2 separate regions of the Mus musculus genome follow, and region 2 is linked to region 1. Evidence: chromatin loops called from intact Hi-C (ENCODE). Cell type or tissue: heart. All regions are shown on one strand.

The links. Hi-C counts contacts between places; a loop is a spot of excess contacts. Peaks named below come from ENCODE experiments on the same cell type or tissue, not always from the same donor. Only the 100,000 strongest peaks of a DNase experiment are listed, where the experiment ranks them.
Region 2: it touches region 1 in a loop (2.1-fold over the local background); 7 of 42 quality-filtered maps call a loop at or near these places.

What each region holds. Positions count from the first base shown.
Region 1 is chr2:118,857,362-118,865,361 of GRCm38, forward strand. Ivd (isovaleryl coenzyme A dehydrogenase) reads left to right here and starts at 4,633. Exons shown (of 12, transcript NM_019826.4): 1 at 4,633-4,806. The coding sequence starts at 4,660. It overlaps Gm39913 (a long non-coding RNA gene), which reads right to left and starts at 4,493. Exons shown (of 2, transcript XR_866660.2): 1 at 3,638-4,493. In heart, no CTCF peak of the experiment used is centred here; a DNase peak (open chromatin) is centred at 4,570; H3K4me3 peaks cover 1,376 bases; H3K27ac peaks cover 1,450 bases.
Region 2 is chr2:118,810,493-118,818,492 of GRCm38, forward strand. Knstrn (kinetochore-localized astrin/SPAG5 binding) reads left to right here and starts at 3,511. Exons shown (of 9, transcript NM_026412.3): 1 at 3,511-3,817; 2 at 3,909-4,000; 3 at 7,372-7,498. The coding sequence starts at 3,609. It overlaps Gm38629 (a long non-coding RNA gene), which reads left to right. Exons shown (of 2, transcript XR_866658.2): 2 at 230-686. In heart, no CTCF peak of the experiment used is centred here; a DNase peak (open chromatin) is centred at 3,639; H3K4me3 peaks cover 2,133 bases; H3K27ac peaks cover 1,292 bases.

The sequences.
Region 1 (8,000 bases):
AGGAAGGAAGGAAGGAAAAAGATTTACTCAGTGTGCTCACATTGAGAAGGGAACAAAGAAGTCAAGTGACCCACTGCCATGACAGTTAATTGTCAGCTTGATGAATCCTGGCGTAACCCTGGAGGACAGTCTCCATAAGGGGCTGTCTTCATCAGGTTGCTTGTAAGTATGTCTGTGGGGAACAGCTTGTGTGTTAATTGATGTGATAGGACTCAGCTGATGGTAGGCAGCCCCATCCCTTGGTTCAGGGCCCTGGCCTGATTAGGTGTGAAGGAATTTGGACTGTGGACCGAGTAGGAGTGGAGAGATGTATGCGTTCCTCACTGCTCTTGATGTAGCAGGACTTGCTGAGTTCCTGTCCTGATTTCCTTGATGATTGACTAACCGTGTGGACTAAAGTAATCCCTGTGTCCCCTGAGATGCTTTCTGCAGCAAGCACCGCTAACCATCGAGGCATCTCCCCCACCCCAAGGTGCTTTTGTTAAGGATTTTTATCACAGCAACAGAAGAGAAATCATAACACCCTCCCTGAGGGTCCTTTTGGGGGTCCTGGCGTGAGGCTTAGGTTTAAGTAGAGGCAAGAGTTACCCCTCACACTAGTCCTGGCCAAGGTGTGGTCATGGATTCACGCCCATCAGCACTGTCAGATCCAGTTTCTCTGGCAATGCCGTCAGACCGTTTTTTTAGACCCATGAGAGATCTCCCTGTGGAAGACAGGCTTCCCCACTTTCTGTCACCAGGGCCCAGTTTTCCCTTCTCCAAGCATGAGATTCCTCGGGTGTGTGTGTGGGGGTGGGGGATTCCAATTTCTCCACGTCCTTTCTTTCAATAATCTGGCAACCAAAAGCAAGGGTACAAGTGTCTCTTTTGAAAATCTCCGTTCCTCCTAGGAGTTAAAAACAAAAGAGAGCCCTGAAACTCTAGGATGAGGTCTCTGTCTGACCTCTGTCTCCGAGGGTTCTCCAGCCAGCAGCAGCAGCAAAGCTGGGCAATACTTGACAATGTCTAAGCACTAAGAGCATGCTTTTCTTTTCTTTTCTTTTCTTTTCTTTTCTTTTCTTTTCTTTTCTTTTCTTTTCTTTTCTCTTCTCTTCTCTTCTCTTCTCTTCTCTTCTCTTTTCTTTTCTTTTCTTTTCTTTTCTTTTTTGGTTTTTCGAAACAGGGTTTCTCTGTATAGCCCTGGCTGTCCTGGAACTCACTCTGTAGACCAGGCTGGCCTCCAACTCAGAAATCCGCCTGCCTCTGCCTCCCGAGTGCTAGGATTAAAGGCGTGCGCCACCACTCCCGGCAAGAGCATGCTTTTCTAAGCCTTATATAAAAAAAGCAAAGTAACCCACTTCAGCTACAGGATAGAGGGTAGAGAAGGAAAATGCAGATCCAGGGAAGAGTACAGTCCACAAGCAGAACTCTTCTTTCTTTCTCTCTCTCTTTCCTTCTTTCTTTCTTTTCTTTCCTTCTTTCTTTCTTTCTTTTTTAAAAAACTTTTATTATTTATAATTGTGGGCATGTGTGTGTGTGTGCCTATGCCTGGTATGTGCACATGAGTGCAGAGATGTAAAATGCCAGAGGCCAGAGGCCTAGGAGCCCCTGGAATAGGAGTCACAGGCAGCTGTGAGCTGCCATTTCGGTCCTAGGAGTGGCACTCAGGTCCTGTAGGGAGGTCAGCCAGCACTGATTGCTGAGCCATCTGTCTCCTCAGCCTCACAGGCTGAGCTCTTGTTTCTACATTCGCTCTGGTTTATAGGTTAGCAGGTTGCAGAGGCCCCACCAATCAATCAGCTCTGGTAGCTTTCAAAGTTTCAACGTGAGTAGTTTAGTTTTACCTGTGACTGCTAATTAACTTGCTTTCTCTCCTCCCTCTACCCTCTGATCCTTGAAATTAAAATGTGAACACATCAGAATCTTATCCTCTTGGCCAGAAAGCTCTGGGTTATGTCCTTCTAAAGACAGAACCCTAAAAACATTTGGGAGATGAGCTGAAATTGGCAAATAGCTATTTATGCTGTGAAAGTAAGACGGTCCAGTCCCAAAGCGGCTCACCAGAGGGAGCATGAGGCTTTAGTCCCTACCCTCACCTGCAGCTTCCAGGCAGGGTGCTCAGTCAAGAGGAGACAAGAACCCAGCTCTCCCTTCTCTCATTCCCGGCAGGAGACCCAAGGATGTCTGGGAAGCTGTTTGGGGCCCCTAAGGTGCCGGGCGTGGTGGCGCACGCCTTTAATCCCAGCACTCGGGAGGCAGAGGCAGGCGGATTTCTGAGTTCGAGGCCAGCCTGGTCTACAGAGTGAGGTCCAGGACAGCCAGGGCTACACAGAGAAACCCTGTCTCGAAAAAACCAAAAAAAAAAAAAAAAAAAAAAAAAAAAAAAAAAAAACCTCTGTTCTCATCAGCAGGAAAGAGTCCACTCCATAGTGCTTCCCTCTAACTTCCTTGTGCACAGTGTCACACAGTCTACAGGAGCTGCACTCACAGAAACCATAATAATAACCCAAAGAAAGGAATACGAATGTTACTTCCAGAGAGAAAAGGAACAGGAAAAGATGGGATGCTAAAGGTTTTCGGGTTTTTTTGTTTGTTTGTTTTAGCATTCGAATGTATTGTCAATATTTTTAAATAAAATTCTCAACAGACTGGTGTAGAAGCTGTTAAAATAGGGGTGAGGTGGTAGAGCCTCCTCTATTACAAGTATTTTCATTGCTCTTTGAGCTTCTGGCCCATATTTCCTATAAAGCAACGCTTCACATCCCACACGGAGGTCAGTAACGAAGACTCAAGGTTCCCTCATTCTGTAGAGGGGAGGCTGAGGAGAGACAGAGCAGCCTTAGCTGTAAAACCCTTCATTACACCCATTCTCTTGTCTCTCAAGAGATCTAGGACAATCTCAAAATATCTAAAGAAGTCACTTCAACCAGAGTAGAAATAAGAGGAATGTGATTTTGTGTGTTTTCATTTTTATGCTTTTACTGGTCTCTTGTAGCCCAGGCTGGCTTTGAACTCCAATCCTCCTGCCTCGGTTTTCCAAAGGCTGAGATTATAGGTGTAGAAGCTGCTCTGTGATTGGTTTTTGACCTATCTTTAGGGAGGGCTCAGAATGCAGCTCTTTCCAGTTGTGGGAGGGGCTAAATTAGAATGTGAGACCAGGTAGGAAAAGTCAGATGTGGTAGGGACAACTAAAAATGAGCATGTGGCTCTGAGTGCTATGCCATATAATTAAGTATGCAATCATTTTTATTATAATTTTGATTGCTGGGGTTGAACCAAAGCCTTGGGTACTCAAGTGGATGCCTTACATCGCACTGTACCCCCTGCCCAGTGAATATGCCTCATGATGACATTGTAGTGGGGAACACTGTTCTCATTTTCAGGTGATAAAAGACACAGCAAGGATCCAAGCAATGTGTTCAAAGCCCCCTTCCTGGACAGAAGTGGAAAGGGGATTAAGAGATAAGAGCCTGGCTCCTGTCAGTCTTTCTTCTTCTGGACACAAAAGACAGATCTCCCCTCAAAGGCACTAAGTTTATTTTAAGCCAATACGAATAACCATGACATGAGCAAAATTCGGGTTGCCCTTAATGACGTACTCCAGTGTGGAATAGCTACAGGATATGTTCTTAGCCACAAAACCAAAGACTGTACTTACCAAAGACCTTGTGCCAACACTGGTCGGTGAGTTACTCCAGGGAAATCTCTGATATTATCTGATGACATACTTAGATGACATACAAGATGTTCTTGGTTTGTACAAGTTAGTAGTCTGCTAAATGAATAAATTCCAGGTGGGTGTTATCCACTTGTAGTGGAAGCACTCGTAAGAGAGAGGCAGGCAGATCTCTTTTGAGTTCAAAGTCAAAAAGTTCCAGGACAGCCAGGGCTACATAGAGATCCTGTCTCTGATTAGTGAACTAATTTAAAATAAAATTTCCTACCTGATGGTCAAGAATACTGGGTCAGTTAGGTGGGTTGGAGATAAACGGCTACTTAAAGGAACTAAAGATACTCAAATATAATTTTGGCTGTGAATCTGCAACAGCCCAACACCCACAATCACAAAGTTCTAATTAGTTTGCAGAATCTTCACTCAAGTGATTTTTTTCAGGGAACCCCAAACACCATTCTTCTCTTCCTGCCCTGTCACCCCAATAAGAAAACGTTCTTACAGAATCCGAGGGCAGAGAATCCTGGGCAACCTCTTTCGCTTAAGGAGGAACCAAAACCTATTACATAACAAAGCAAATTTTGCTGTTTTCAGTCAGTGGGGACTCTAGAACAAAAGATTCTTTAACAGACCTTCACACCTCCAGATCTGTTTGGACAGTTTATCCCTCCACATTAGGCATCTGCGTTGGAGTACTTGCTTTCCCACAAAGATAGTCTTGTGCCGTTCAAGATTAAAATCTTAACACGAGATACTACTATACTTTCTTGTATGCAAGAAAGACACTTAGGAAACAAGTACGGGAGGTAGCCAGCACAGGAGCCAGGGCTGGCTGCCGCCTCTCGGCTGATTGGCTTGCATGGTTGCAAGGGCAGCAAGGCCTTCGGCTGGCTTCCGAGAACGATTGGCTACTGAAGCCCCACCCCCTCCCTGATTGGACAAAGTGTTGAAACTAGGATTGGTGGAGCGTAAGCTAAACCAGTCCAAGCTCCTGGTGCACCGCAGAGATGGCGACTGCAATCCGGCTGCTGGGACGGCGAGTTTCCAGTTGGAGACTGCGGCCATCACCGTCGCCCCTCGCTGTCCCGCGGCGGGCCCACTCGATATTGCCTGTGGACGATGATATCAACGGGCTAAACGAGGAGCAGAAGCAGGTAGGAAGGCCGGCCCCAGGACATGTCCCAGGTCTTACCCAAGTGACTTGTGCCTGCCAGGCCTTGGAAGCGTTTCGTAGAAGCTAGGGAGAGGAACTGCGCGCCCTCTCCCTACTAATATTTGAGGGAGACAGCAAGACAGGGGGATTCCTGGCTTTGAACTCCAGCTAGGAGGAGATAAAAGAGTAAGGACCAAACCTGGAAGACTGGTGGTGTTTGGGTGGGCAGATTGGTTGGCCCTACTTCTAGTGGCTCTCATGAATCTGAAAACACTTACACCCCAACCTGTTCTCTCTCTCTCTCTCTCTCTCTCTCTCTCTCTCTCTCTCTCTCTCTCTCTCGCTCACTCTCGCTCTCCTTCTCCCTCTCGCTCTCCCATTCTCCCCTTCCTTGGGGTCTCAGTATGTATAGCTTTGGGTGGCCTGGAAGGCATTAAACTAGTACTTGAACTCTACTAGTGAACTCTTGCTTTTGCCTCAAGAGTGATGGGATTAAAGGCATGGGCCACCATACCTGGCTTGTAAGCAATGGTTCTCAACTTATGGTTGAAGTTACGCATGACCCATAGCTACCAGGGCAATTTGCTTTTTCAATGGAAGACTTTAAAGAATTCTGAAATGCCATCTTAAGTTTGTTTTCTTCCCCTCTTCAAGGCATAATGCACAAAGCTGAAAAAAAAAAAAAGAGCTTGGTTGCTGGGCAGTGGTGGCGCACACCTTTAATACCAGCACTCGGGAGACAGAGGCAGGTGGATTTCTGAGTTCGAGGCCAGCCTGGTCTACAGAGTGAGTTCCAGGACAGCCAGGGATACACAGAGAAACCCTGTCTGGAAAAAACAAACAAACAAAGAGCTTGGTTAACCTACTCTTATTGCTAGGTTTAACTCTCTTCCCTAATCGAAGCCAATGAATAATTTCCAGGGATGCCTTGGGTCCTGCCTATCTATCTATCTATCTATCTATCTATCTATCTATCTATCTATCTATCTATCTATCTAGATATCTAGATATCTATCTAGATATCTATCTAGATATCTAGATATGTATGTATATGAAGCAACTGCTGTAGATTGCCTAAGAGATTGCTGAGGAGTGATGGTTTCACACACAGTGTGTCTGAGTCAGATGCTATACCAAGGGCAAGTATTGCTATGAATAACCTTAGTGGAGGAAGGGAGTGGAGCCCCTAGGCACCTTCTGGAATTCTAAGAAAGAAAGAAAAGTGAAGAACCAGGGTACAGTTACAATCAAATCAAACCCACACTCCATCAGAGTAAATAACTCAATGTCCAATATCTAGGGTTAATCATGACCTTCTGGGCTCCTCTAAGGGGCTTGAGTCACTTCTCCAGCTCTGCCCTCTACAGCCCACACAGCTTGTCTTCTAAGCTCTGGTAAGCACCACCTCCTGCTGCTGCTGTTCTTGGTGGCCCTCCCGTGGTACTGGTTATCTCCAAAATGCTGGGTCTCTGCTGCAGCTGAGCTGGACTTCTATTAGTAGCCTCTTCTGGGATCTCCTCATGGTGCCAAACTTCTGCTTTTCTGCATGGCCCCTTTAATCCTGGGGCATTAAATGTAATCCATGACCCTTTACCAAGAGCCTGCCTCTCTTGGCTTCTGACAATGTCAAGTCTCAGCTACTCTCTATGACCCATTCGTACCTTTAAAACCAGCAGCACCTGGAAGACTTATGCTTGATCAAGTTCCGCTGTCAGCACAGTGCAGCCTTAGCTATCTCTGTAGCACAGCTTCTGAGTGCTAACTGAGGAAACACCTCCCAGAAGATTTCACCTCAGGGATGCTGGTCTCTTCCCAAACAACACTCATTTCTCAGCTCCAGCATCAATTTCAAAGCTCCAGTTTTGCTGTCAAAGCAAAGGTTTCACTTTAGTGGTTCTGGTCTTTTGTTAATCAGAACTGACTTTTCAGCACTAGCTAATCAGGACCATAAATTCTTAACTCCAAATATGAAATGACCCCAGTAGAGTCTTCGAGTGACTCTCAAACTTCCTTCCAGAACTTCACAAGCCAGGCCTCCATCCTCTGCATTTCTCTCAACAATTTTATGTCCCACAGAATAGCTCACTAAGCTTTGAAAACGTAATGACTTCTAGTTCAAAGTTCCAGAGTCCTTCCACAATCCTCCCCAAAACAACATGCTCAGGTCTATCACACACACTATCCTGGTACCAATTTCTGTCCTAGCTAGAATTATAATTGCACTGACAAAACACCATGACCAAAAGCAACGGGAGGAGGGAAGAATTTGTTTGACTTGCAGCTCCGCATCTTAGTCCATCACTGTAAGAAGTCAGGACAGGAATTGAAACAGCGCAGGAACCTGTAGGCAGGAGCTGATGCAGAGGCCATGGAAGGGTACTACTGCTTACTGGCTTGCTCCTCATGGCTTGTTCAGCCTGTTTTCTCACAAAAGCCAGAACCACCAGGCCATGGATACCGCCCACAACCACCAATGGGCTATACCCTCCCCCATCCATCACTAATTAAGAAAGTGCCCTAGAGGCTGTAGAGACAGCTCAGCTGCTAAGAGCACTGGTTGCTCTTTCAGAGGTCATGAGTTCAATTCCCAGCAGCCACATGGTGGCTCACAACCATCTATAATGGGAACTGATGCCCTCTTCTGGTGTGTCTGAAGACAGCTACAGTGTACTCATATACATAAAATAAATAAATAAATATTTAAAAAGAAAGTGCCCTAATTAAGTCACTTATTAAGAAAAATCCGGAGCTGGAGAGATGGCTCAGAGGTTAAGAGCACTGACTGCTCTTCCAGAGGTCCTGAGTTCAAATCCCAGCAACCACATGGTGGCTCACAACCATCTGTAATGAGATCTGATGCCCTCTTCTGGTGTGTCTAAAGACAGCTACAGTGTACTCATATATAATAAATAAATCTTTAAAAAAGAAAAATCCAAGTTACAGCTGGCTCTTATGGAGGCGTATTCTCAATTGATGCTTCCTCTCCCATGGCCCTAGCTTGTATCAAATCACTATAAAACTAGCTAGCACATGCTCCTACCCACTGAACCCTTCGTCCACCCTCTTACTTTCCCTTCTAAATCAATGTCTTTTCAATGCTTTTAAGCCTGAATACTTTAAAGAAGATTGCCTTCATTTATAGTAGGTATTTATACAGTTCTTTGTTTTGAGACTGGATGTTGCTGGGTGGCCAGG
Region 2 (8,000 bases), 47 kb before region 1:
TTACTCAAGAGTTACGCAATTTATCTCAAACCTTATAAAGACTTAAAGAGTTCAATTTCAAAATTATTAGCTGAGGCTGATTGAGAATTAGGTTCAGTAGAAAAATTTACAAGATTCACATGTGGACTATTTAGATCCACAGATGGCTTGCATTTTAGTTATTTTGTCTTCTATTCATTCTCTCCATTTGGAATTGGTTCTAATGCTTTGTCTTAATTCTGCTCCCCAGATCAGGAATCTTTCTGTCCAGATGCTGAAGGTCCTTGCAGGGGGTATGGAGCCTGCTTCCTGCCACCTGTCCCAGGCCCACGTGCCACGCAGGGCTGTGTTGTTGATTTTCAGCCTTTGCACCAAGTCTCTCTTCATGCCAAGCCTCTCTGCACAGAGGCAGGTTTTTCCTGCAGGTATACTCTGGTTTCCCAGGGGCTGCAGTGCCTGGGACTGAGAGACCCCGCCGAGCACTGTCACACACATGGGAAGTGCCTGAGGCTCCAGTTAGCAGCTGCTGCTGGTGCCCTTTGCAGGGAAGTGCATTGAGAAATTTCTTTCTGAGAGAGGCTTTCCCATGCCCTTTGGACTACTTACTGGCTGTATGTGATTGTTAGGAGATTTGTTGTTGTTGTTCTTTGTTTGGCAGCTGCATTTCTTAACCTCTTAGTATTAAAATGACAGAGTTATAGCTGAAAGCTGTTTTGTTTTGTGGGGAGGGTTGGTGTGGTAACTTCTCTCAGGTTGTTTGGGTTCTTCTATGCCCCACATAAGATGCTCCAAATATAAATTATTAAATTATAATAATTAAGCAACCCCTGTCTTGCTTCCAAATTAATGAAACTCAGACTACGATTTATTTATAATAGTTTTGGGGCAATTACCGGGGGATTGCCCCCAATCTATTTTCCTATATACTAGATTGTCTACTTCCCCAGCTGTGCTCCCCAAATACTTGTCATCTATGACTTCCTGGGTAATTTCTGTTCCACCAGCCTATCCTGTTGGAGACTGGTTCTAATGATTTGATCCAATCGGGAAATCTGCGTGTCCAAACGATAAAGGTCCTTGTCCCCATTTGGTTTGACCAATAAATGCCAGCATCTGATGGCTGGGCAAAGGGAGACAGGGTGAGACCCTTAGAGTTGTGAGGACTAGGGCGCAGTGGGGGAAAAGTCGATGAAGTGGTGGGAGAAGGATGGTCGTTGTAGGAAATAAAGCCAACCAGCCATGGGAGATTTTAGGTAAGTGGCCACTGGTCACTTCCAGGATTGGGCCTAGAGTAGCAGGCAGAGGATTAGAAGTGTCCTGCCTTTGAGTATCCAAGGCATCTTAAAATTAACTGGTGTGTGCGCGTACTCCTGGGCAGGTAGGTGGGCAAATGCATGGGTGCCATCTGCCAGGAGCCCAAACTCAATGTTAAACTATCCTCAGGGTCCATTTTACTTGGACACAGGCTCCTGGTCCATCCTATCTAATGGAGACCTCCTGTTCTATCCATCTTCTTCTTTCTTCCCTCTCCTTCCTCATCATCCCTGCCTGCAATCCCCAGCCCAGTAACTAAAACTCTTGTCTATTTCTAGTCACCTGAGTAATTGGCTGTAGCCATTTTTCATTGAACCAATAATTCGTGTATGTAAGAATCTGCTCATTGGGGGTAACCACATCTTGGGGGCCAGTATTTAGCATTTGAATACACAGCAGCACCGGACCAACTCCCATCACATTAATTAATCAACCCCATAGGCATTAATTCATAAATAAATTAGACTCAGTGTCATTATTTGGGTACTGGGGCAGGCATAGAAAATTCCAAATGGTTACCAAAAGAATAGGAAGAAAATGACTTTAAGGGCTCTACCAAGAAAAAAGTCTGGTCCATGTCTTTAATCCCAGGACTCCCAAGGTACAAATATATCTCTGTGATAGATCATAGGTAGGTAGTTCTGGATCTTTGTGAGTTCAAGGCTAGCCTGGTCTATGTAGTAAATTCAGAACAGTCAGGACTACATAGTGAGCACCTGTAAAGGAAGGAGAGAAGAGGGGTGAGAGAGAAGAGAGGAGGTAGAGGATAGGATAGAGAAAGGAGAGAGGAGAGAGAAGGATAGGATAGAGAAAGGAGAGAGGAGGATAGGATAGAGAAAGGAGAGAGAAAAAGGAGAGAGGGGAGAAGAGGCAGAGGATAGGATAGAGAAAGGAGAGAGAAAAAGGAGAGAGGGGAGAAGAGGCAGAGGATAGGATAGAGAAAGGAGAGAGAAAAAGGAGAGAGGAGAGAGAAGATAGGATAGAGAAAGGGGGACGGGAGAGAGAGAGAGCAAGTTAACTGTCATTGGTTACTGTGTGGGTTCTTTCACCCTCTCCACCCTTTCAACCCCCTAACACTAGATAGGAGAGAATAAAAGAAAGAGGAGAAAGGACATTATCTTTAGACCACTTCCTGCTGCTTAGGGGCATTGAGTTCCTTGGGGGCAAGTTTGATCTTCACTGTCAGGGTATGTAATTTCTTCTTGTTCTTTCTTCTTTGCACATGACTACTTAACAAAGTGTGACCAACCATAACCAACAGCAAGCAACCAACAACCCACACCATTTCTCAGGGCCCTAGCATTTATATACCCTCTAAAAAGTTCCCAAAGTCCAAACATAACACCATCGCACTCTGATAGAGCACAAGGCACATCATAGTCAGTTGCTGTGAACTGTCTGAAGCAGCCCCATATCCCACACCAGGGATTAAAACAAAACCACATTTTCATAAAAGAAATCAAAATGCCAAAATTGTCACCATGGGGGGGGGGAGATCCATTTCTACCTTAAAACTTAACACTTCTCATTGTTCCTGAGATTAACAACTCCTTATCTTTCCTGAATCAAACACACCTAAATCTTATTATTTAAATAAGGTTTTGCTGTTCTGTAGCTCCTACTGGCCTGGAATGTAGCCTAGGCTAACCTTAAAGACAGGGCAATTCTCCCGTGGCAGCCTCCTGAGTGCTAGAATCACCACTGTGGACCACTAGGACCTCAGTCTTTCCGATTTATACTGGTTCTTTGCTTTTCTCTCTTATAGCATCTTTGTTTTCCCTTCATTATCTTCCCATGGATGGTAAATGTGTGTTTGCAGTTGTCTGTTTAGTGTGTTTTCTGGATTATAAGCTCCAAGAGGGCAGAGCTAAAGTCAGCCCTTCTATATACTCCCCTTACCCCATCACCCTCTTAAATGTCCAGCACCAGGCTGCTGCTCCTTTTGTATTTGTGTTTTCAACGTGACGACTGAAAATCTGCCTTGTTTTGTATGAGTAACTTTAATTTGTAATTAAATCTGCATGCGGGTTTTTAAGCACATTAGCTATTTCAGCCCACTGGTGTCCTTCAAGTAGGCTCTCCTGCTCTTCACCTGGTAGTTTCTATTCAGGCCACCTGTATTCCTGGCAGGATCCTTAGCAATCAAAGACCAAATAAAGAGGATTGTGACTTGACGCTAGGCGAGTTCACGTGTCTGCCTTCTGGCTGGAATGTGACAGCTTGGCTCAATAGCTCCATTCAAGCCAGCCCAGTGAGTCCCTGGCCCAGCCTCGACCAGCAGGCTGGAGCAACTCTGCTCGAACCTTCCGTACAGCATGGCGGCTCCCGAGGCCGAGGCACAAGAGACAGCCTTCCGTACAACAGGGCCGCCTACAGACTCGGAGCCGCGCCCCTTCCCTCCCAGCTCCCGGAAGTTTCCTTTTGAAAGCGCGGCGGCAGACTCTAACGAGGACTGGGCAGTTGCTGCGGAGCATTATTTGAAAGGGAGCGGAGAGAACGGCGGATGGGAGCAGCCGGCACCGGGGTTAAGCTCTGCGGGATGTGTGCGGGTGGAAGGACGGGCGGGCTGGCGTGGCGGGGCTCTGGCGCTGCTAATATCCGTCTTGCACTTTCAGGGTCCAGCCAAGCCACCCGGCTACGATGGCCAGTGCTAAGACGGTGTGCGATGCGCAGCCTCACTCGATGCCGAGCTGCGGCTTGCCCGCAGGTGGGTGTCCACACCTCCACCAGCCGGGGGGTCTGTAGTCTATATGCTAGGACTAAGAAGGACGAAATCTGTATGTCGGGGCGGCGTCCGGTTAGCTCTGACATCCTCCTGCTCCTCACCCCAACTAGGCTGTGTAAGAGAGTCCCTGTTCCTATTTCTGACCCAGCCCCCTTTTGCGATTACCAAGGTTATGCAGCGCTATGCAGCCCAGGCTAGCTTGGGGCACACAGAGATCCTGCCTCTGCCTCCTGAGTGCTTAAAGGCTTGTGTCACCATGCTCAGTGCTTGGCCTCCCTTTTTTCCTTTTTTTTTCTCCCCCCCGCTCCAGCCCTTCCCTCCCGCCCGCCTTTTTTAAAAGCTAGGTTTCACTCTGTAGCCCTGTGTAACGTTAGCTTTCAGCAACATTCCCACTTCCGCTCCGAAATGCTGAAATTACAGGCCCACTGCCACCACACTTGCCTCTCTAGAACCCCTTTTTTTTTTTAATTGTGTGCATGTGGTGCAGGGGGGGCTTGTGCATATGAGCTTAGGTGCCCATCGAGAGTCAGAGCCTTGATCCCCTAGACCTGGAGTTACAGGCGGTTGTGAGCCACCTTATATTGGTGCAGGGAACCAAACTCCAGTCCTCTGGAAGAGTAATTTTCCCTTTTAACCTCTGAGTCATCTCTTTAACCCTAGAAATTGCTTTTAATGCAGTTATCCTTTTTATTTCCAGGTAAAGATTGGTTGTCTTAAGATTGGGGAGAAAACTCCAGGGTTCCTTGTTCACATTAGCAGGTGCACAGTGGCTCTCCCGAGCAGACCATCAATATATGTTGAGTGGAATGAGAGAGATGAGCCCGGCCCAGACAGAGTTACTGAGAACCTTGAGAGGAGAGAGAGGCTGAAAACAATTTGTAGCTGCTTTTCTGTCTTGGTCTGTGCTGCTTTTCTTGTGGTTGACAGTCATCAGGTGAGGTCTGTAGTGATTGTACTGCCTCACGTGGCGATTATAGCACAGAAGATGGTCCTGGCGTTGGGCGGCTGTTAGGAGGGCTTAGGAGCATCCTTTTACCGTCCCTTTCCAGATGATTCCGCGCAGCGGATCGGAGAACAGCGGCAGGCAGGCTTGGCCTCAGAAGTGAAGTAAAACAGGCTTTTCCACCAGGCTTAAAGGTTTATTCTCTTTGCCCTGGGTATCTCAAGACATCCTAGTGCCATTAGCAGAAGCATTGCTTAAGGAGTGGAGGCAGGACTCTGCAGCCTTCTGCTGCTGCTTCTCCACCCCGCCCGCCCCCCCCCCCCCAACACACACACACACACACACACACACCTTCCTCACAGTGCCCTGGATAGCTGGCAGTGACAGCCTTCCTCACCAAACTAAAGTTTTCATCTCTGTTTGCAATCCCACCCCAGCTTCATGGTCATGTGTAGTGCAATAGCTAGCTGTGAAGTTTTTAGGTTGTCTCCACCTACAAAGGGAAAACAGCTAGGAAATGAAGGTGGGTGTGGTACACACCTGTCAGTCAGTCATCCTAGCGATTGCTCTAGATATCCAGGGAAGGGGATGCACGTGTGCTCCAGGCCTGCTTGGTCAATGTAGTGAGCTGCAGGTTATACAGCAAGACCCTCGGAAGAGGGGCTTGAATAAACAAGCTTGACAAACTTTCTTCTTTTACACCAGCCATCTAATTCTCCTTAGCATCTCTCTTCTTAGGAGACCATCATAAGTTCTACTGATGGCTCTTCCCTACAGCATAGTCCTCAGGGTTCCGCAGATACAGATTGTTGAAGCTGGTTGCAGTTAATGAATTAGTTTTTAATTTATTATGAACTCTAATTACATGGACTAGATATATTACTGTATTTAACTTACTACTACTTGAGTTGACAAGATAATACTACAAAGTTACTTCTTCTAACAGATACCTCGGAAGAACCCATTTAATAATTGCATAGTGTTAGGAATATTGAAACTAAATTTCTAATGTCCTGTAAATTGTACCTATAAGCAAAATGAGTTGAGGAACTATATTTACTCCAAATTAATGTGCAGCAACTTATTTGAATAAACTTTTTATTAAATACAAAGTGCTCTACAGTATGATTCAGCACTATACCTCATTTCTTCAACTTAGTAATTATTTAATTATTATGCCTTTTAACCTACATCCAGTTTAAAGGAGCCATTTACAGTGAAGAAAGTGGAGTCCGTATAATCTAGAACCTTCTGAGCTGGAAAGAGAACAGCCTAGGGGTTGGGGTCTGATAGGTGCTATGGCATGTGTGTGTTACACCGTGTGTGTGGGCGTCAGGATAGGGGGTGGGAAGGGTTACCTGGTCTGGCCCAGTCAGGAGATCAGCAAGAGGGCCAAGTAGGAATCTCTTAACAAGGGGTCAATAAAGGACAAGAACTGGAAGGGCAAGAGCCTGGCGTAGGGAAGAGGAGAGGAAAGAGTTTATATGTCCAGGGCAGTGAAACAGACCAGAGTTGACAAGTTCCTTTTATTCTGCCTGTGGCTGATTCCTGAAGTCTGGACATATACCTAGCCACCGGAACATGAAGATGTCTCAAAGTGGTTGTGAGGACATTTTGGTGAAAGTGGGTAACACTTAAGAGGAAACAGCTAGAAGCTGTCTGGGGAGAAAGGATTTGGGAGCCTTGAGGGGCAGTTCCAGCTGGACTTTTCCTTCTGCCTCCATTGTCACGTAACTGTAGCCTGTCAAGCTTGGGGTCTCATCAGGCACTCGGAGCGATGAATTTTGTGTGTTGGTGCATGCCTTGTTGCGAGATATTTGCTCACATTGTGACCCCTGAGAGTGTGACCTGGAAAAACCTGTTTCTTGTGGTGTGGCTCAGCCCTAGCACACACATTTAACCCAAGAGCTTTCTGTAAAGAAGAGTTAAGTGAAGTCAGTGACAGGGGAAGAAGCAAAGCAGCCACCAGTTGACAGGGAGTGAAGTTAAGAAAAGGCAGGGAAGAGAGAGGAGGGTCTGCGAGTCAAGGGGATTGAAGACCGTGTGGAGAAGGAGAAGGCGCTTTTCCCTCTGGGTCACCAGCTGGGCGCTTTCTCTGCCTCTCTGAGCTAGCAGGCTTTCACCACAGCGACTGGCTCCTGAGTCCCCATAGGTAAATCAAACATTGGTGATTTTGTTTCATAAACAATACACCTACAAACCCCAGCATTTGGAGGCAGAGTCAAGAACTGTCTCTCCATTTTTTGAAGCAAGTCGGTGTAGAGACTTTCTTTGGAAACAACCTCTATTCCTATCTTAGATTGGACAGTATGAAAATGAGGGCTTATGGTAGCTCAGAGTGGGGCTCTGTGTGGCACAGCAAGAAGGCTGGTGGGTCGTGCTGTGGCTTCACTCCTATTTTCCCTTTCAGATACACAAACTCGAGCTACTTCTAAACTACCTGTTAAATCCAAAGAAGCGGATTTGCTTAGACATCTTCATCCAGGAGGGCCAGAGCCTGATGTTACAAAAGTCACCAAATCGAGACGAGAGAATGGGTGAGAGTAGATCGCTGGCATCTGGTTATAGCAGCTTGCCAGAGAGCCCGAGAGCTTGCCCTGTGTGTTCAAGGGCCTGGGTGGACTGTCCAGCAGACAGGTGGAGGGACAGGGAGAGATACTGATTTTTCTAGAAATTGCTGAGCACCAGAAATGTTTTAATAGAGACTGAAGAGATGGTTTAGCAGTTCTGACTTGGAGAGGACCCTGGTTCTGTTCCTAGCACCTGCATGGTAATTGAAATCCATCTCTAACCTAGCTCCAAGAGATCCAGTGTCCTCTTCTGACCTCTTTTGGGTCCAGGCACACACACATTTGATGTGAGATATATATGTGTGTGTGTATATATATATCACACATAGGAAAAACACCCATCCACATAAAATAATCTGATCAAACAGTCATAGCCTAAAAGGTGAGGCCGACTGTAAGCCTTATTCATAGGCCTGAGCCTGAGCGGGGTCCAGCCTCAGGACCTAGCATGTACATGTGACTCTAGGCA